Linked DNA regions of Homo sapiens: regions 1, 3 and 4 are each linked to region 2. The links are chromatin loops, found by intact Hi-C in ENCODE. Cell type or tissue: dorsolateral prefrontal cortex. All regions are shown on one strand. Links, peaks and the distances in the headings refer to the core of each region. The heading gives the core; the rest is flanking DNA. Region 1 overlaps DOCK4 (dedicator of cytokinesis 4). Region 2 has its middle 39 kb from the start of IFRD1. Region 3 overlaps DOCK4 (dedicator of cytokinesis 4). Region 4 overlaps DOCK4 (dedicator of cytokinesis 4).

Region 1 (5,388 bases), core at 139-5,138, 670 kb after region 2:
AATGTGACTCTGGGTGTTTGTAGATACTAGAAGTGAGCAGTTGAGGTCATCCATTACTTAGGATTATGCAATGACTTTAACCTTCATTGATTTTTAAAGATCTGTGTTTTACCTCTTATGAATGGTTCACTCCACCCCAGGACTGTATCTGCTGGATTCAGCCTGACTGAATTATTTCCCCAGAATTAAATGGTAGCTCAGGGTCAAGAAGACTGCCAAGAAAAATAAAACCAGGGAACCTTTATTTCTTCTACGTCCTGCTTATGTTCCTGAAACCTTGTGGAAAGAGCCATGGCCTAGAAAATGTGAGATCTCTGTTATAAGACAAGCAGTGCACGTGACTGTCAATGTGCCCTTGGCCAAGTCTCATCATCTCTGTGGGGAGGTGGACTGGAGAGGGCACCATCCTTCTCTGGACCTCTGCAAAGTAGTTCAGATAAACTCTCTAGAGGACAGAGACATGCACCACCCCAGTGCTCCTTCCAGGACAGACTTACTCTGCCTCAGCTGCAGGAAATGTGGCTCTCAACAGACATCTCCAGCTGTCAGGCCCTTCAGGGATTGCCTCCACTGCAGAGAGCCACTTGGCCCAAGGTTGCTACCTTCTCAGTGGTGCACATCCCATACTGAGGAAGCAATAGAAAGCCTGGCCATTTGGGACCAACACAGGACAACTTTGACAGACCATTAAAGGTCCAGAGGTTGAGGTAGGAGTATCATCTGACACCAGGAGTTCAAGACTAGCCTGGGCAACATAGCAAGACCCCATCTCTACAAAAACCTAAAAACTAGCTGGGTGTGGTGGTGCATGCCTGTAGGCCCAGCTACTTGGGAGGCTGAGGTGGGAGGATCACCTTAGCCCAGGAGTTCGAGGTTGCAGTGAGCTATGATCACACCACTGCATTCCTTCCTGGGCAGCAGAGTGAGACTCTGTCTCTAAAAAGATTAAAATACAGATAAATTTTTAAGAACATTCCAGAGGTCCCTTGGGTTTGGCAGTAGCTGACAGGACTGCTGTGCAGCTCAACTTCTTTTCTTGTCAAGTCCGGCTTCTGTCCCTCCCCCTGACAGGCATCAATCCCAAGGTACACCCTGATAAACATTATGAAATCCATGCTGGAGTCTACTTCCCAGAGAACCCAACTTGCAACATTCTGTGAACAAAAGGGAAGTCACCCAACGCTAGTGTTTAAAATGGAGAAGACTGGGGGCCTCTGCGTTTAGATCCACCTCCTACATCCCTTCCATGTCCTCATCACAGATGTAGCCTCTCCCTTTATGCCTCATACACACTGCACTCCAAGTGTGCCTTTCAAAGGCATCCTTGATATTTGTTATGCAAATATGCTGGCAGTGGGCAGCATCCAGAGCCCCGTCCCTTAGGGAAGGTGCTGGATGCCCCAACCCGCCAGGGTCAGTCCTGTTTGACCTGAGCTTTCAACCTAAAATCTTCACGAGCTGCAAAGATTAAAAATAGCAACAATAACAACAAAACCTTGTGGTGATATAGGATTCGTTTTCCTCCCAGTCTATGGAATTTGTCCTTTTGACCATGTTAGCATGGGGGGCATTTTTAAAATACAAAAGACAGCTGCTGCTCGAATCAAAGGAATCACACACTGTTGATGGTTGCACAAAGGAAGGTTGAATGTTTACCTTCATCTCTTCGGATCCTCACTGCAGGAAAGTTTTTTAAGTAGGACCTGCTCTCTCGTTGAATTATAAGTGAATATGAATAATGTTTTTTGGGATTTTTTTCTTTTTTCTTTTTTTTTTCTTTTTGGAGACAGAGTCTAGCTCTGTCACCTAGGCTGAAATGCAGTGGCATGATCTTGGCTCACTACAACCTCCACCTCCCGGATTCAAGCAATCCTCCTGCCTCAGCCACTCGAGTAGTTGGAACTACAGGCACGTGCCACCACACCTGGCTAATTTTTGTATTTTTAGTAGAGACAGCGTTTCACTGTGTTGTCCAGGCTGGTCTTGAACTCCTGACCTTGTGATCAACCCGCCTTGGCCTCCCAAAGTGCTGGGATTACAGGCGTGAGCCACCGCGCCTGGCCAGGAATAATCTTTTTAAACAAAAACAAGAAGCATGGAAACTGTCATAGAATTCCTTTTTGTTTTGTTTTTTCCATCCTCCCTGGCAGATTCTGAAAGTCTGTGGGAGGGATGGATGAGCACAGAGGAACCTAGTGGGAGAGGGAAATGTGGGGGGAGAGGGTGCCATGCAAAGAAGAGATCTTTAAGGGAGAATTGCCGGCCCTCTTAACAGTGAGCAGCACATGCCCCTATTCCTTCTCCACCCTGGGGAGAGAAGGAAGGGGCCAAAAGGACACATAACTGTTACGAGGCATTATAATTATAGATCTAAAATACATGGGAAAGAAGCCTGGGGGAGTAGGAAAATTAAGTCTGAAATCAGAACCAAGTTCTAATCCCCATTTGTCTTTTATCCATGCAGGATTTTTCAGATCCTCAGTTTTTCTTCACCTGTAAAGTGACAGCTGTTCCTACCTTGTCAGAGGCAGAGGATTAGCAATAATGCAAGCGAAATGCGTAGTAAAGTGCTCGGCCCATAGCAGGCACTTAGTGAGAGGTAGTCATTGATGTGAGGTTTTTTCCTTATGTTGTGAATTAAGGCACAGATTCTGGAATTTGGTTTGGCCGTGCATGAGAAGTTTGTACCTCAAGATATGAGACCCCTTCACAAAAAGCTGGTTGACCAATTCTTTGTGATGAAGTCGAGCTTAGGGATACAGGTATGTATACTTAGGTGTCCATGGCGGGGCAGCCTGATCACTGCCGTTTGCTTGTTAAAGGGATGATGATGTATCCAATAGTGACATCTTGTGGTTTTTCTACCAAACTGCACTGTTTTACCAGGGAGCCCTCAAATACAATTGCCTTGTCTGCTATTTGCGAGGCTTTCCTTTTGGGAAAACACAAATGTAAGTGAGGGAAAGCCAAATAATACTGGAACTTGCTTTAATAGCTCCCTATGTGAAGACTTGATGGCAATTAGGATGTGTGCCTAGTATGCTAACCTGTCTCATAAGTTATTTTGCCCAAATCATTACTGTAATGAGATATTTCCTTTACTACATCTTTAGGAGTTCTCTGCTTGTATGCAAGCCAGTCCTGTCCATTTTCCTAATGGAAGCCCTCGTGTGTGTAGAAACTCAGCACCTGCTTCTGTGAGCCCAGATGGTACCAGGGTAATTCCTAGACGCAGGTAAGTCATATTCCAAATTATCTTACAATTTGGCCTCACCCGCAAGCTGATCTGGAATGGTTCTCTCATTCTTTATGGCACAATTTGTCAAATACGCTATTTCTTAATGAAATAACTAACCCGCGAGGCAGCTGCAGACCTCTGCCACCAGTAAAACAGCAACAGCATGAGAAATAAATAAACTCAAACATTTGATTATATTGAGGCAAACAGGAGAAAACAAAACGGAATGTATTTTCCCCCCTTTGGTTTCATAGCATTCTAGCACATGATAAAGTACAATTTGGAGACTGAGTTAATGACCTTTTTTTTCCCCCTGAAACAGCCCGTTAAGTTACCCAGCTGTCAACCGATATTCTTCCTCCTCACTGTCCTCACAAGCTTCTGCTGAAGTAAGCAATATTACAGGGCAATCAGAAAGCTCTGATGAAGTCTTTAACATGCAGGTACTTAATTAGCTTTTTGTCTGGTTGTGTTTATTCCTTTTCTGTCTCAATCATGAGTGTTTCTGTTCATTCTGCTGTGCTGATGAACAGACCAACAAGCAAGAACTTGGCTTAAGGACAAACCTTTAAACACTCTTCTTGCTTTATGGGTCTCTAGAGTCTACAAAGACGTTTCTCTTAAAACTGCCCCATCGCTTTAAGACGACATCAGCAAGCGATGGAAAAGCCTAGGCACGCTGCACAAGGTTCAGCTCTGAGACCTGCCCCAAGTTCCTTCTGCAGTCCAGGACTCTCAGAGTGTGTTGCCACTCACTAGCTGCCTCTTAGCTTGCCTTTTTTTTTTTTTTTTTTTTTTTTTTTTTTTAGCGAGTCTCACTCTGTCTCCCAGTCTGGAGTGCAGTGGTGCGATCTTGGCTCACTGCAACCTCCGCCTCCCGGGCTCAGGCAGTTTTCGTGCCTCAGCCTCGTGAGTAGCTGGGATTACAGGTGTGTACCACCACGCCCGACTAATTTTTGTATTTTTAGTAGAGACGGGGTTTCACTATGTTGGCCAGGTTGGTCTCGAACTCCTGACCTCAAGTGATCTGCCCAATTTGGCCTCCCAAAGTGCTGGGATTACAGGCATGAGCTACTGCGCCCGGCCCCTCTTAGCATTCCAAAATGGCTTTTTTTTTCTTTAAGAAGACATGATTTGGCTAGGTGCAGTGGCTCATGCCTGTAATCCCAACACTTTGGGAGGCCGAGGTGAGCGAATCACCTTGAGATCTGGAGTTCGAGACCATCCTGGCCAGCATGGTGAAACCCCGTCTCTATCAAAAATACAAAAATTAGCCGGGCATGGTGGCGCATGCCTGTAATCCCAGCTACTCGGGAGGCTGAGGCAGGAGAATCGCTTGAACCTGGGAGGAGGAGGTTGCAGTGAGCCGAGAGCATGTCACTGCACTCCAGCCTGGGCAACAAAGCGAGACTGTGTCTCAAAGAAAAAAGAAAAAAAGACATGATTTGAGGGTCTGTTTTAAAATTATCTTTACTTATGTACATATCAGAAAGTTTCCAAAGGTATTTTTTTTATACAAGAAAAATGTAGTTTTTAGGGATTTTAGAGCCAGTATAACTCCTGCAAGCAAACATTTTATTTAAACACTACTAATATGGCATTTATGATAGTTCAGTAAGACTAAGCTGAAATTTTCCTCACCACTATCTTTGGAAAGGAGACATAACACTTATTTCCAAATTCATGCTTTGAACATACTTGTACAGATAACAAGAAGGCATATTTTATGCCTTTTAGACGCACTCGCCTGTTTTTGGGCCCTAGGCTGGAAGTCATTCTACTTATACCTCAATGAAGGAATGCACTGCTAACTGGTACGAAGTCACAGTGTATAGCTGAATCTAACACGAAGGCATTCCTTTGGCAGGAGTCAAAATCTCAGACTTTTCATTAATTCATGCAGACTTCTTTGTCAATCTAAGTTATTAAGATTTTCTATATTGTTAAACGGACTTTTTGTTGCTAATTTGAAAAAAAGTTGATGATTTTGTTTCAAATACGTCAGTGTCGTGGGAAGCCTTTAATCAGGGTATGATAATAGCTCCCTGTGTGTTTCCAGCCAAGTCCATCTACCTCAAGCTTGAGTTCTACTCACTCGGCTTCACCTAATGTGACAAGTTCTGCTCCATCGAGTGCCAGAGGTCAGTGCC
Region 2 (5,388 bases), core at 255-5,254:
CATATATGTAGTCTATCAAGTAAGAAAGAGTGAAAGAAGCACCTGCCCTTTCCCATAGATATAGGGCAAATGCAGGGTTAGACGTCAGCAAAACCCAGAGGCCAGTGGCCATGTGTCTGCTCCCTCCGATGTCCATCAGCTCCTCCTTTTATGCCGTGCCCCACACCCCCACCTCCATTGCTAAAAGCATGCCAACTATTCAAATAAACTTTCAAGCCCACAGACTCCAGACCCAGGTAGAGAAATGGCAGCAGGCTTCCATCGGGCATTCTAAATGTGCTGTTCACACACTTAATCTGGGTTGACAACAAGATTAAAAAAATCCCCTGGACTGGAAGCCTGGAAACCTGGATTATGGACATTATCCAGTAAACTATTGAAACTTTCTGGTCCACAGTTTTTGGCTTTTCTTTTAAATCTACAAAATAAAGGTGTGAGGTTGGATGATCTCAAAGATTTCTACAAACTCATAGGTCCTAAAATTCTATTTATTTTATCCCCAGTTTGCAGTTAGTTCTCCATCTCAGCTAACATGGGAGCTGATAAGAGTGTAGGATGCTGGTCTCCATTCAAGAAAACACATAATTTAAGAAAGAAATCTTGAACACTCTAGGAATAAGCTTCACAAATAGAATTTCAGACTGAAAGCGGATAATAAATTTATTTTATTTATTTTATACGCTAGATGAGAATGGTGATACCCTTCAAACCACACATTTAAAGCCCAACTTCAATTGTGAATACAGGCTGCTTTTACACACCCCCAGGCTTTACTGAACTATACTCCTTAGGGCTCTTAGGGCACTGTGCAATCGAAGTGGCAATCAAGAAGGCAGCAATTAATAGAAGGTAGGATGGCCAAATTCTAATACTCCTCCAGGCAGCAGCATGGAGAAGCATTACCTCCTACTCAGACTTTCGACCATCTGTAGCAGCTGGAACGCATTCAGCTCTAACTAACAGAACATTCAAGTGCAGAGGCTTAAACCTTAAGAAACAAGAAGTTCAGAGCTAGGCTCTTCCAGGTATGGTCAGCTCTCAGGGGTCTCATCCACAGAATTAACACCTCATGGTTACAAGATGCCTGCAGCCTCACAAAACAGCTCCATAAAGCAGGAAGGGATGAGAGTGGGCAAATGTAACTTTCTTCTCATGCAGCTCTTGCTTTATCAGGAGGAAAGTCTTTCCTCCGGCACACTTGCTCTTATATTTCATGAGCCAGAACTAGGTCACAGGCCTTCTCCATGGCAAGGGAACAAGACTTCTTTTCCTGTCTTAAATCGGTCCTGGGTTCATACCCTAAGGCTGCAAAAGTATATTTATTATTGCTACTATTGGGCCCATTGCTGCAGAACAAAGAATCCTGCTTCCAAAAGTGAAATGGGGGAAGGATGCTTATTCAGTGGCCAATTAATCATTTCTTCCAAATGATTTCACAAAAGCCTAAGGACAGTGTTTCTCTGCTAGATTACAATAATGGCCAGATTTAAGCCCAACTGTGGCACTGAGAGATTGGAAATAAGAAACAGCTATTGGTGGAGTAGATGATCAATGCTATTTTTGTCTCATTGAATTGAAGTCAACTAACCTGAGGTAGCTGGCATTCTTTGCACACCAGGTTTCATAGATTTCTCCAGTGCTTTTTCTGATCTTTTATGAGATAAGAATCCATAGGCTGCTAATTGATTCATTACCAACTCACTGCTGTGATTACAGAAGAGCCTAATGATTTTCAGTGAACAAGATCCAGAGAATAAGACTCAATGTGAAATAGTTGAGTTGTGGGGAGCCATAGATTATAATCCAGGACACATGATTTTCAATACTAAAATTAGGAAATCAAGCAAGCCCATTTCTAAGACCCTTTCTTCAGTACTTTTCTATACTCTAGGAATCTTTGGAACTGAGAGAAAATTAGCATTTAAGAGTAATTTATAATGACTTTAGTAGAGAATGGAGGTAATAAGGCGAAGGTCAAGGACACGAGTCTAGTTTAGAACAAATTTTGTTAAAATCAGACATCCATCACAGTCCCATCTAACCAGCAGTGGCATACTCTTGATCATGTGAAATCTGAGAAAAAAAGTAAAACTATATCAGCAAAACTGCTCCCAAATGGAGGGGAAAAAGCCAATTCAAATGTATATACCAATGATAATATCTAAAGACCATATTGTCAGTATATATCTAAATAAATTAAATGAATTGATGCCTTTTTAATGTTTAAGTGTTTTCTCTCCTATTTTGCACGTTTCCCTGATTTGATGAAGTCCTAGAAGATTAAAGTGCATGTTAATGCCACATCCCAAAAGAACCTCTGGCATTCAAACTTTCAAGTGCAGACAATCTAGTCACACAGAACCGTTGTTTGTCTCATTCTGTGTTCTAATGAAGAGCAAACACTGGCTTGTGAAACTCTTTTTCATTATCGGAAACCAGATAAGCCAATGGGGGAAACACACCATTGTGCTTTCCTTTTTATATCCATGCCATTGCAATATACACCCAAACTCCAAGTTGGGGCATTTGTCTATGATTGCCTGGATTTTTCTACTTGAACAAATCCAAGTTGGTTTTTGAATGTGTGAGCAACAGCAACTTGCTTTTCCTGTTGTTTTCCTTTTCCTCACTTCACTTCTTCTTCACTTCACTTAAACACCTTTGTCTTAGTCAATTGGGGCTACTATAACAATATACCATAGACTGGGTGACTTAAACAACAAACATTTATTTCTCACAGTTCTGGAAGCTGGGAAGTCCAAGGTCAAGGTGCCAGCTGCTTGGGTTCTGGTGAGGGCCCTCTTTTGGGCTTACAGATGGCTGCCTTCTTGCGGCATCCTCATAGTGAAGAGAGAGAGAAGTCCGTGGTCTCTTCTTCCTCTTATAAGGGCACTAATCCCATTCATGAGGCTTCACCCTCATTACTTCCCAAGGGCCCCACCCACTAATACCATCACATTTAGGGGTTAGGGCTTCACGATATGAATTTTGCAGGAGACATAAACTTTCAGTCTACAGCACCCACCAGAGGAGTTTTAACATATTTAAGTTCTACTTTTCCCCTCTATTGCTTAATTTATTGTATTTCTCTTTTCTTTCTGTTGAAAGAAGAATCTGTGTTGAGCAGGCTGCCAGATTATTCCAGAGAATTGATTGAAGATATTTCCTCGGGAAGACTTTCTTGGCAGATAGACAAAATGCATCCTGTATGTTTCTGCAGCAGCCCATAGAGTGCAGCACCGCACTACTCGCTCCCTCCCAGGACGAAACTCTATGAGTTGTCAAATTAATTTCTTCTTTCTAAAATGCATAACACAGTCCTTTCTGGGCTTCTATCTGTTCAAGAATTTAGAACCAGAACTTTAGACAAAGGGATTTTAATTGCATGCTGATAAAATGTCAAAACTATTGTGCATAAAGTAACTGTGCTTTTTTATTTTTTTGTACAATGCCTCAAGGATTATGAGAGAGATTTGCCCCTGTGAGTGAAATCCATTTTGTAACTCATCAGAAAATCTTTAACCTATGAGCTAATTCTTATAATCTCCTCTATAAGCCATTACACTGTGTCTTTCCACCTTCTAGATCGCACAGTTATACAATAAGTTAAAATGAGTGGTCTGCAAATTTGGTTAACCCATTGCTAACTTCAAGTAGTGATTTTTATCTCCCTCTGAAAATCTGAATGATGAATAAGGACTGTTGCTTGTTTGGAGAAGTTGCTTATTTCACAGGACACAGCTGTTACGCCTCATGTTAAACTGTGAAGAGCTGCATCAGAAGGTCACCTTCCCGAACTGTCCTTCCTACTTTAAAAAGAAAATACCCAGAGAAGACAACAAGGATGTGGCTTGACTTTCAAGGCCATCCAGTGAGATAAAAGAGTTTCTCCAGGTGATGGTGGGAGTTTTCAACCAAGGCATAGGTGTTACCATTGGTACCCAGAATAGTTGGGGGGGTTGGGGGGCAACGCTGCTGGGTTTACAGAACAATTGCTAAGGCACCAGCAGGATACCTAGAAATACACACTCATCTTCCCAAAGACAAGTTTTTATTTCTATCACAGACACAATCTCTGAGGCAGCGATTAGTGAGAAGTAAAATTCAAAAAAACTAAGGCATTTTTCATTGTCTTTAGTATTTAAGAAAAAGGGTCCCCAAATATTTCCATTTGAGATGACAAAGTGCTCTTCAGTCATTTAGCTTACTCTTCAGTTCAGATGACTTATCATCTTGATTTCAGAGAGTTCATATATGTCTGTTTTAAAAAACTGGTTCAAAAAGTCTGAAGTTACGAAACTAAACCAAATATGCATTACTCTCATGTCAAATTACAAGCTCTTAGCTGCTGGGATTTTTTCACATGCAGCCTGGAGCCCTTGAAAACCTCTGTTTTCTGTTAGACTCTCCAGGGTACACAGAAGTTGCCTCATTATTTTAGTTAATGGTGACTGCAAATAAGCCCCCCAAGTCATTTAACTATGTGCTTACCACTGCTTTAAAAGAACCCCAAGTTAGGTCCTCATGTAGGTAAAGGAGCTCCCTTCACATATATGTGTTCCTAAACTTGTCAAAGATTGTAGCAAAGCAATTTAAAGCTAAGATAAGGGTAACTCTCAATACAAGATTATTTTGAAAATGCTTAAACAAGCATTTTTATTGAAGTCTAGCATACATACAGAAAAGTATAAAAATATTAAGAGTATAGTTCAGTGAAGAAATACTATGAAGGAAATGGATCAAGGAAGACTTTACTGAAGGAGGTGTCAGGCTACAATGAAATGTTTTAGGGGGAAAAGGAGGCTGGTGAAGGGACTGCCATGAGACCAAAGTAAGAAACTTGACACATGTCCCCCAGAGTTTGAAGAACACAGAGATTGTTACCTGATTCTCGCCCAAAAGGGTGTGAACCGAGGGACTGTATGGAGCTGCCAGAGCAAGAACAGAGAACTATGGCTGAGCCAGCAGCATTCCTCCCAATGGTGGACAAGGGTGTTTGCTTTCCATGGACCAAATTGACATCACAGAGGGCCATCAGACCAGAACCATCTTCAGAGGACCCTGCTCAAGAGGATGCCGGCAGGGACGAGGAGACCCCAGGTGAGGACTTTGGAATAGGACCAGAGGGGAAGTCATAAGAAATCAGACACAAGGACAGTACCTGGGTCAGAAAATAGTGTAATAAGAAGATCTTTGGTGGGTGGTGGCAGGGGGAGGGCTGTCCTCAGAAGTGCCCCAGGAGAGAAAAGAAAGCCTGGCATTTGGACATTCCCTATAACAAGTGCATTTCTTTTTTGTTTGTTTGTTTTTAGAGACAGGGTCTTGCTCAGTCACCCAGACTGGAGTGCAGTGGCACAATCATGGCTCACTGTAACCTCAAACTCCTGG
Region 3 (5,388 bases), core at 176-5,175, 550 kb after region 2:
TTTCCGGTTACCAGAACACATACTGACGACTGGACATGCTGTCACCACCAGCCCTGGGGAAGGAATTTCACTAGGGCCAATCTCTTGCAGTTCTTTTCCCCAAGCTTCTCACTGCATTTTAATCTGTCAACTTGAGAATCATTATATTGGACTCAGCTAAGCTGCATGTTGTTTTGTTTTATTGAACTTGACCCTAATCATCCTGGGACTGATCTTTTAAGACCAGTGCAGAGCTGCTGCTGCCGCCAAACTCCATTACCGGAAGTAGCCCCACATGTTTTTTTTAAGAACAGGATCCATCTACTTCCCAAATAGCATGGCCTTGAATATGTTCCATGAGGTAATTCTGAATATTTTCCCTATACTTTCTTGATTCTTCTTGTATACTTTTAATTCTAATGACTTGGTTAAAAACCTGTCAGAAGGAGAAGCAGCCTCTTACCATGCCCTAGAGGTTAGAGAAACTTGTAATCATTGAGAACTGGGACATAAAAAGGGAGATTAGGAGACAAAATTAGATCCTTAACAGTATTGTTATGATTTGGTACTATGTGATGTTCAGAAAGCAAAACACCGGGAATGCACCAGCCCTCTGATAATGTGCTGTATTTTTTCTGACTGTTGAGAGGTCTATTCTTGTTCCTCTCTTCTTTATAGAGGTGGACTCATCTTCCATCTGGGCAAGGATATAACTCAGGCTCTTTTAAATGTCATTTTGGCCTTTGCAGTCAAGAGTACAATCACTGCACTATGGGAACTTGCCAGAGACCTCAGTGTCAAGTTGCCCACTACTAGCTAAACCCTGCTGACAGCACTTGATATTTGAGCAGGATAATCCACCAGGCTAACCATGCATTCCTTCAGATCAGAGTTCTTAGAAGTTTACTGTCTCTACAAAAGTAATTCAGAATTTGAGTTTTCGTCCTGAGATTTTTCTTTTTACCCTTTATCAGTTACAGAGATGAAACTTGCCTAATTCACACCTGAAAAATATTTTCTTACTCTTAAGAGTAACCGTAAGGCATGGTTTCTTCTTAGGGATTCAGGAGACTTTTTTTTTTACCTTAGTTGTACCACTGGATCCTGGAGGTCCCCCTAAGGTGGCTTGGGCCACCGGGGTACAGCAGAGTGGAGCAGCTCTGCTCTCACCTCTTCAACACACTGACTCCCACTGCTCTTGATTCTCTGAGCTCTATCCCACAGCAAATTTTAGAAACAACTTTAGCACCTTCAAAGAATCATATTTGATATTTTTTGCTCTCAGCTTTTAATCAAGAGATAATATGTAAATGTGTCCATAAGGTTTCTGAATATCTTTGTAAACTCTACTGAAGTCATTCTGTTATTTTGTGCAGTATCACTTACCTATATATTTTGATGTGATAATTGATGTTTCTTTTGATGCTAAGAAAAAATCCATATAAAATGATAAAATGGTTAGTTTTCTTTATTAAGCAATGAGAACTTTGCCTCTGTGTATTTGGGGAAGACAAGAAATGCCACACACCTCTGCCTGTACCAGGTTCCCTTTTGATCCCATGCTCTCTTTGCAGAGGCAGTACCACTAATTCAATGGATCCGATGTGTTAGTTTTCTATTGCTGTGTAACAAATGACCATAAGCTTAATGGCTTTAAACAACACTCATTTATTAGCCCACAGTTCTATAGGTCAGAATTCCAGGCAGGCTTGGTTGGGTCCTTTCCTTAGGATCTCCTAAAGCCAAAATCAAAGTGTAAGCTTTCATGTGTTATCTGGAGGTCTGGAAATGAATTTGCTTTCATGATCTTTTAATGCTATTGGCAGAAATGTTTCTTTGTTTTCAGAAGACTAATGTCTGCATTTCCTTGATGGCAGTCAGCCGGTGGGGGGAGGTGCTGTCAGCTGCCAGAGGCCACTTGCAGTCCTTGGCACATGGCTGCTCCTTCCTCAAATCCAGCAACAATATGTCAGATCCTCCTCATGCTTTGAATCTCTCTGACTACTTCTCCTGCTACCAGCCAGAGAAAACTGTTTTAAGAGCTCATGTGATTGGGTGAGGCCCACCTGGATAAATCTCCATATTTTAAGGTCAACTGATGAGTAATCTTAATTACATCTGCAAAATCTCTTTTGTCATGTGACATTATGTAATCACAGGAACACCACCAGGGAACAGGGTCATGGGAGTCGTCTTAGAGTCCTGCCTGCCACATTTACAGCCAAATAAAATTTGGCTCTGAATTTGTCCAAGCTTTACTATTAGGCTGCCTTATAGGCAGAAACCTGGTTTTCTTGCTCCATTTTGCATTTTTTCCATGTGGGCTACAACTCAGGGCAAACCCTGTCTTCTAGAGGCCATCACCACAGTCCTTTGGGTTGGATTGATGGGAAGCTGCCCCACAGATGTATGCATCCTGGTCCTACTGGGTAGGTTCATTTAGTCCTCCTGCCCCAAATGCAACTTGCTAATGACTGTTCTTGTTAGCCCTGTCCTGGAAGGACTAAGGGCTAACCCACCTGGTACAGCAGTGGTTCTTAGCTTTCTATTTCATGGACACACACCTGCTAACCCATGATCCCTAAAAGAAGAAGAATGTCAGAAGGAATAGAGGCCCCAAACCCTGCTAGACAATTCCCAATAGTTATCTTTCCCTGTGTGTCCTGGCTACTAGGAAGGTCAAAACTAAATTGTACTTTTATTTTCACTTGCAGTAAAAACTCTCAGCTTGCCCTGGCACAGCCGTCTTCCTCCCCTCATCACAAGATACTTGTTCTTTATCCTTTTTAATCATCCTATTATATGTGTATCTTACACTGTAGGCACATTCAGATGCCTTTTTGAAGTCAAGACATATAAATAAAGAAATAATGGATAAATTAAGGGATACCTGAGGAAAATCAACTTAGTTGACTTTTCAGTAATCAGAAAGCTGGGCTCATTTTATTTAACTTCATCAGTATGACTCAGCTCTGCAGGGTGACGTGAAGGTTATATAAATGCAGGCTGTAACGGAGAATATCAAGTTATTAACTTTAAATATATTCAAGTAAATCTATAATTTTTAAGAGCCAAGGGCCATTGCTGTTGACTTATAGCATCTGGAGTATTTTGATGGCGCTGGCATCAAAAACAGATCTTGGCTCTTCTAGATATTTTTGCTGCTGCTGTATAAATAAATACTAAAATTCTTAAATTTGAGTTTGAGTGAGTCTGTGTTTGAATCATCAGCACATGTAGACGCGACCTATTTTCTGATGGAGTCAGATCTCATTGGTACGCCAACTAGCACTTGAATTTTAGCATGTTAGAAACTCGTGCCTCCTTCCCTGACTAGGTACAGTTGAAGCTAGTCGACTCTTCTTCCATTGCCCTCCTTTTATGGAATTTTAAAAGGCTGATTTGGTTTGTTTTGGTGTACAATCCTAGCCCAATTTTTTAAGTATGCCCTTTGAGATTTGATGTGAGCATCTTTTTTCCCCATAAAAAATGATGATCGGGTTTTTTTTTTTTTTACATAAAAATATTGTTCTTAGTCTGTACACACAGTTCTTGGTTTAAAATAGATCTTGAAGCAACCCAGAGGGTTCTTGTAATGATCTTTTTGTTTTACAGGAGATGAAACTAAAGCCTAAATGATGAAACTAAAGGGTGCTCAAATAACTTTCCAAAGTCACAGAGTTATTGGAAGCAAAGCTAATACTATGTGTAACTTAGATCTTCTGATGCCCTGTCCTGTGTTTTTTCTTAAATCAGAAATGGAGTGCTTTGGAGGAATTAATGTGTTTGGTTTCTTAAATGTGAATGAGATTTAAGTGAGCATTTCAGAAAGCTTCTTCCAAAAGGAATGAATATAACTGACTACAATCCAGGTCTTGGTTGAGCATTCTTTCTATTCAGTTTTGATGCACTTCACTGATTCTGTGAGGTTTTTGTCAATCCTTTTGCTAATGTCAGTGATTTTCCAAAATTTCCCAGTTTTTATTATGCTGCTGCTTCGTACTTTTCAAAAACTGTCCTATTCTGCTGCACTTTTTAAAAATTTACCTTTTAGCTTTAGGTAACAGAAACATTTCATACTTCTATTCCTACCATTCAAAAACACTTGCCACGGTCCTTAAACTCACTGACGTTTTGCAGCATATTTCTCATGGCGTATCTGGGAGTTGATTTAAATGTCTTCTTCTTTTTAAGGCTGTGTTTCTGAGCTCTTTCCCTGCCGTGTACTCAGAACTGTTGAAGCTCTTTGATGTCCGGGAAGTAGCCAACTTGGTCCAGGACACCCTGGGCAGTCTGCCGACCATCCTGCATGTGGATGATTCCCTGCAGGCCATCAAACTGCAGTGCATTGGCAAAACCGTGGAAAGCCAGCTTTATACCAACCCAGGTAGGGTGAGTCTCTTGGAGGAAATTGTGCCTCTGAAAAGCCATTTTGTATATTTTGTAGCCATTGGTCAGCAGATGCAATTAAAAACAAAACACTAAAAGGCATTTTCTCAAAACCATTGTTTATTTGGATGGTAAATGTATTTAGTAGTCAAATACAAAAGTATGGCAATTAAAACTTTATTTCTGGAAAGAATGAAAACTAATGATTACATTATTGTTTTTTATGTTTAATGGGATTTAACACTCCTTCAGAGATGCTTACAGGTACCTGATAGGATCCTTATTTTTCTCTTTTGTTTTTAAAAGTTTTTCATCAATTTATGTTCTGAAGCTATATGAAACTTTGCATTATTGTTGTTTTTTACTTTACCCCAAGAGCAAGTGGTCAGTGACTCAAATTAATTTTGTTATAATAACTGTTAGTAAGTTCCATTGCCTCTTGTTTTCTTCTGTTTTTTTTTCCCGAATAAATAACAGAGTGAGTACTAACCTTATCTTAAAGCTTATTTTAAGAAATTTTAATCAGCCTCCCAAGTAAAAAAGTTCTTAAAATAGATTCCATTAATAATTATTTTCCCTGACAGGCACGGTGGCTCACACCTGTAATCCCAGCACTTTGGGAGGCCAAGGCGGCCAGATCACTTGAGGTCAGGAGTTCAAGACCAGCCTGGCCAACATGGTGAAACCCCATCTCTACCAAAATACAAAAAAATTACCCGAGTGTGTTGAGAGGTGCCTGTAATCCCATCTACTCGGGAGGCTGAGGCGGGAGAGTTGCTTGAACCTGGAAGACAGAGGTTGCAGTGAGCTGAGATGGCGCCACTGCACTCCAGCCTGGGCAACAGAGCAAGACTCTGTCTCAAAAAAAAAAAAAAAAAAAAAAAAAAGAATGATTTTCCCATATGAATGTGTGTGTATGTATGATTTTTTTGAAATAGTTTTATATATAGTAAACAATTTTTTACATATTTTCTTGTAAAATATTTTATACATACATTTAAGGATAGAGCATAATAATGG
Region 4 (5,388 bases), core at 108-5,107, 480 kb after region 2:
AATGGTAGGCTTTGATTTATATCTCTAGATAGACTCTAACATAAGTGATCCTGTATCCTTAAGGCCTGCGTTAAAGGTCAGGATTCCAGTTAAACCAAACCACACATTTCCCTCTGCTTACAGACAGGAGTCATCTCTTAGAGAGTATAGTGTAGTATTTAAGAGCTTTTTCTCTGCAAGCAGGATGTCCTAGGTTTGAATCCTCTAAGGGATATTGGGAAGATTAAAAGAAAAAATGTATGCAAAGCACTTACCACAGGACATCATACATGGTGTGTGTTTAATGTTAGCTATTATTATTGTTTACCCACTTTAAAGCCACTAGCTGAAATATTCTATCCTTACCTCTTAAGTTGTCTGTTTTCATTGTCTCGAAATGGATCCTGATTTAATCTCCTTAATGAAGACTTTTAGAATAACACAATTGGATTATTGATATGTTGGATCATTGAACCGACCCCTTCTATACTTTGTTTCCTTCATCTCCTCTCCATTGATTTGATTGCTAATATCTCTTCCTGGTTTCTTTTAACTTAATTGTTGGCCTTCTGATTAACTTCAGGAAGGAAGGGAAGCACATTCTGTTTCCTTGGGCAGTTCCTCCCATGTTTAGATGTGTCCACATGTTCCATGTGCTTTGTCAATTTTACTAGCTCCTTATTCTTACTGGAATCCTGAGTGAAACCCTACCAGATAGTGAGATCCAAACCACCCTTTTCCATGAGTCATACCTTTTCTGTTTACAGCCTTTGTACTGAAATGAAAAGCTACGTGTTGTAGCCTTTGCAAAGAATGAAAGAAACCATTGTACCATAAAGCCTTGTAAAAAGGTTTCCCCTTCCTCTGGCAGGATCCATTCCCATTTTGCAGCCTGCTGTGATGCTCAGATTCCTAGGCAACCAAATGTATGCACTTTATACCTGGCTTCTGCTACAAAGCCCTGTCTGCTCCGCTGTCCTTGTGACCTCAGCCCTTCTCTACCCTTCTCTCTTAACCCTGAGGCCCAGCCAGGCCCACGCAGCCTGCATCTATCTGCCTTCTGTTTCTCTGGTCTCTCTCTCTGATCCTTTCTAGCCTCTCTCAAGCTGAGGCAAACCCAGCCCTAAGCCTCTTCACTCTAATATTCTGCTCTAGAGAGTGGAAGCTCAGGAAGAAGCCTAAAAACTAATTTAAAGAAAAGCAAAACTTATACTCTTCCCACCAAAGCTTCCACCCTTCAGTCTACGTAGATCATTGTTCTGTATCCCCTTGATCTATATCCTTGGTTGAGGAATGGAAGTTCTGTGGCCAGCAGATAGGGATTCCAGAGCTGTTCAGCTTCATTATTGAAAGGGAGGCACATTCATGGCTTACCTCAAGATAGTGGGGGAAGCAAGAGCACAAGAAATTGAAGAGGGAAATTAGGGTGCCTAATGTTTAAACTGTCACAACAGTTAGATAATGTTGACTTCCGCTGTTTTCTCTCTGGACCACAGAATTGTTTGTTAAATGGAAGCAGTGCAGTCAAACGTTTTCAAAAGAATTGAGTTCACTCTAAAAAGTACTGTTTTTCCCCACTTTCTCCTGCTATTCCTCAGTCACTGGCACTAAAAAAAGAGAAAAAAACGCAACTTTGAAATTGGTTTCGGAAACAAATTCTACCAGCTAATTTCCAGGCCCTTTATGCTTCATTGATGTCCTCCTAGCTATTGGAGTTGTAATCTTGTCTGGTTAATAGATAAAGGGATTCACCAATTAACTGGGCTTTTTTCCCCTCTAACCTAAGACTTATGTTGCAAAGGTACATTAACCACTATCTTAGTTGAGTTTAGAAACTGGGAGAAAATTGCAAGCAATCCATTTAACTTTTTAAGATGTTTTAAAAATTGAATTACTATATCTTCACAGTTAGATATAGTTAGGTTGAGTAGTTTGAAATCTCCAAAGTTGTGCTGTTTTATGAATTTTAAATCCAAAGGCAATGTTGTGAGAATTTGAAATTCTAAAAGTATTCATTAATGTGAGCCTGGTTTAGGTTTGTTGAGCAAATGGTTATTATAAATTTCACCTCTGATAGACAGCAGTTGAATTATAGGAATGTGACATTAGACTGAGCCAATATGATTTACTGAGGCAAATTAAGTTCTACGTCTTGAAACGGTGTGTAAAAATCATTGGCTATGGTTCAGTATGTCCCAAGAGAAACTTCAAAGTCTTTTCATATTATCTGTGTATTTATGAAATATTTTCTATGGTTTGCACATGTAGCTTACACCTAGAAGAAATCATATTTGCTATTCAGGTAAGTTTCTAGAGTCTTTGTTGTATCTTAGATGAGTGTACATGGTTGTATTCCTGCCAGCTATACTTTTTAACTCCATAAGGAGACCACAATATATAGCGAGAGCAGTTTAACTCTATTCAGGAAATATATGGTGTTTTTTATTTGGCTGAGGTGAAAGGAGGCTTTTTGAGAGTGTTAGGTTGCATTTTTGGGTCCACACATACCAATGTAGTCATTTTATTCAGTGTTACCAAGTTGGTATAATTCATAAGAATTTGATCAGTGCACCTGATTTTTGAACATTGTATTTGCTTTCTAGTATCATTGAAATAAAAGTAGTACTTATTGGCACCACCTATTGGTTAGACATTTAATATGTGACCTTTTTGCTGACTTTTGGAGTTTCCTAAATATTTTACCATGATCTCTCTTTAAAGTTTTTTTTTCAACTAATTTGTAGAAAACAGTACAAAGAATTTGTAATTTCCCAAAGGTTAACATTATACTACATTTCATTTGCATAATCTCCCTCCATTTATATATGTATGTGTGTGCATATAGTCATATAACGCAACATTAATGAATTTGATATGATCCTTAAGGATTATATCAGAGCCTTGATTGTATATGTTTGTGTGTGTATATATGTACATATACACTTATATATGCATGTATACACACATATGTACATATATACACATATACACATCTATACACATCATACATATATACATTTCTTTTCCTGAGCTGCCTGAGAACAAATTGCAGACATGATCCCTCTCTACCCCTGCTTACTTCAGAACATAGCAACAGAACCACAGTACAGTTATCTAAATCAGAATGTTAACATTGATATAATACTGTTATCTAATCTGCAAACCTTGTTCAGATTTTGACAATTTTCTCTACGTCTTTTATAACAAAAGAAAATCCTAGCCAGGTTTGGTGGCTCCCACCTGTAATCCCAGTACTTTGGGAGGCCGAGGTCCGTGGATCACTTGAGGTCAGGAGTTCGAGACCAGCCTGACCAACGTGGTGAAAACCCATCTCTACTAAAAATACAAAAATTAGCTGGGTGTGGTGGCACGTGCCTGTTAATTCCAGCTACTCAGGAGGCTGAGGCAGGAGAATCAATTGAATCTGGGAAGCAGAGGTTACAGTGAGCCAAGATTGTGCCACTGTACTCCAGCCTAGGTGACAGAGCGAGACTCCATCTTAAAAAAAAAAAAAAAAAAAGAAAAAGAAAATCCAGGCTATTTTGCATGCAGTTGTCATATCTCTTGTTTCCTTCGATCTAAATCATGCTAATGACAGCAAAGAAAAAATATAGTTCAAAATATGTTACTACATTACACCGTAAGATATTTTTTAAAGTTCATGCAGTATTTAAAAAAAATAAAACTAAATCCAAATGATGTGAATGGAAGTAGTGATTAGAGCTTGATTTCATTTTCTAAATGAGCTATGTATGGCTAATTTAGATATAATCACTAGCAATACTGTTTGCAAGATTTGCTGCATAGGAAAAATATGGAAGTATTTCAGTAAATTAAAATAATCAGATATTAAACTACAATCATAGATACTATTGTAGAGGAGGAAAAATATTTCCTCATGTATCCTAGGTTCATGGATTAAGCCCCAACAACAAAAGACAGAGTAACAAAAGAAAAGTATACAAACAAACATATTTAAGTTCTTTGTGACATGAGAGCCTTCATTAGGAAATGAACACCTGAAGAAACAGTTTAATCTTAGTTTTTTTATAGTAGGTCTGATGAAGAACAGGGAGTTGTAGAGAAATACTAGGGGGTGAAAAAGGTATCGTCTAATGGCAATAAACTGGGAGAAACTTAGGAAGGCCTGTTTATTCAGGTTCTTCTCTGCAACACTTTGTTTTCAGAGATAAGGATGTACTTTTCATCCAATATACGGAGGGCACTTCTTATGACCTGCTCAGGGGAGAATGGCAGGGAAGGTCCGAGAGACCTTCCTGCACATGGTGTCTCTCCAAATAGTCAGTATGCCAAGGAACCATGTTTTAGGGTAATGTGTCCTGAACCCCATCACTATGCTCTATACACATTTTTTAAATGGTTTGCAGCCCATGGATTCCTTTGTATTGGTATTGTGGAAATAAAATACAAATAGGTAATAATAGTTACAGTAAAAACAAACAAAGCCTGTTTAAAAAACCTAGACATAGTCCTCAGTATATGCTATTGAAATGTTGATACACTAAATCAGAATAAGAATGGAAACTTTAAAGTGAAAAATTCCCCTTAGTTAAAAAGGAAATGTTGAAATCCCTTCGAATGCTCTCATCACTCCTACCAAATGTGGAGAAGCCCCTCTCCAGCTTTCATTGCTGGTCAGCAGATTTCTTTTGTAGTTAAGACTCAATGAAAGTAAATAATTTCACATGTCTTTAATGCCTTTTCATTTGACATTCTGTGACATTATGTATTGCTTCAATCTTATGTTCTTTATAACTCTTAGCCATGAGCTAACCACTTCTCTAGAGAAAACATAAAAGCCTTTCCCAAAGCTTTGAAATTTAGAACTAGCAGATCTGCAAACCAGCAGTTATAATCACAAGATTATTTGTTCACGCTTATCATACCTTTTGCATATTAGAAGGTAGTCATCCCAATGGACAGAGTTACCCACTTCGAAGATCTCAGGAAGATGATCTTCAGACAGTGAGCCTATGGTCAGACCCTTTGGGTTATCCTCAGTGATGTCAAAATTATATTCTTTAAGACTTAACTTAGTTTAAAGAAGCAATCAGCAATAAGCATATTCACAAATTGAACAATACTGGCTAAAACTCAGAAACCAAGGTATGACTATTAAGAAATAAAAGTGTTTTCTTTCTTCCTGTCTTCCTTCCTCCGTTCTTTTTCTTTTTTTCTTTCTTCCTTCTTTCCTTCCTTCCTTCCTTCCTTCCTTTCTCTCTCTCTCTCTTTTTCTCTTTCTCTTTCTTTCTTTTTTCTTTGCCTCACGCTGTCGCCAGGCTGGAGTGCAGTGGCATGATCTCGGCTCACTGCAACCTCTGCCTCCCGGGTTCAAGTGATTCCCCTGCCTCAGCCTCCTGAATAGCTGGAACTACAGGTGGCACACCA

What was found. Hi-C counts contacts between places; a loop is a spot of excess contacts. Peaks named below come from ENCODE experiments on the same cell type or tissue, not always from the same donor. Only the 100,000 strongest peaks of a DNase experiment are listed, where the experiment ranks them.
Region 1: a loop joins it to region 2, with 5 times the contacts of the local background. A loop is called at or near these places in 66 of 110 quality-filtered maps.
Region 3: a loop joins it to region 2, with 2.5 times the contacts of the local background. A loop is called at or near these places in 19 of 110 quality-filtered maps.
Region 4: it touches region 2 in a loop (2.3-fold over the local background); 8 of 110 quality-filtered maps call a loop at or near these places.

The regions. Positions count from the first base shown.
Region 1 is chr7:111,739,387-111,744,774 of GRCh38, reverse strand. DOCK4 (dedicator of cytokinesis 4) reads left to right here. Exons shown (of 53, transcript NM_001363540.2): 45 at 2,643-2,762; 46 at 3,114-3,235; 47 at 3,561-3,681; 48 at 5,298-5,379. Among named protein-coding and RNA genes, the nearest start is that of DOCK4-AS1, 66 kb to the left of the region's middle. RefSeq lists an enhancer at 1,255-1,896. In dorsolateral prefrontal cortex, for the core only: CTCF peaks have their summits at 2,649 and 2,851 (motif pointing left); a DNase peak (open chromatin) is centred at 2,784; H3K27ac peaks cover 3,274 bases.
Region 2 is chr7:112,409,221-112,414,608 of GRCh38, reverse strand. No RefSeq gene overlaps it. Among named protein-coding and RNA genes, the nearest start is that of IFRD1, 39 kb to the left of the region's middle. In dorsolateral prefrontal cortex, for the core only: CTCF peaks have their summits at 3,048 and 3,250; a DNase peak (open chromatin) is centred at 3,228; H3K4me3 peaks cover 731 bases.
Region 3 is chr7:111,862,350-111,867,737 of GRCh38, reverse strand. It overlaps DOCK4 (dedicator of cytokinesis 4), which reads left to right. Exons shown (of 53, transcript NM_001363540.2): 23 at 4,174-4,366. Among named protein-coding and RNA genes, the nearest start is that of DOCK4-AS1, 57 kb to the right of the region's middle. RefSeq lists an enhancer at 1-493. In dorsolateral prefrontal cortex, for the core only: no CTCF peak of the experiment used is centred there; no DNase peak of the experiment used is centred there; H3K27ac peaks cover 1,895 bases.
Region 4 is chr7:111,926,698-111,932,085 of GRCh38, reverse strand. The region is part of intron 12 of DOCK4 (dedicator of cytokinesis 4); the gene reads left to right. Among named protein-coding and RNA genes, the nearest start is that of DOCK4-AS1, 120 kb to the right of the region's middle. In dorsolateral prefrontal cortex, for the core only: a CTCF peak has its summit at 2,595 (motif pointing left); no DNase peak of the experiment used is centred there; H3K27ac peaks cover 1,658 bases.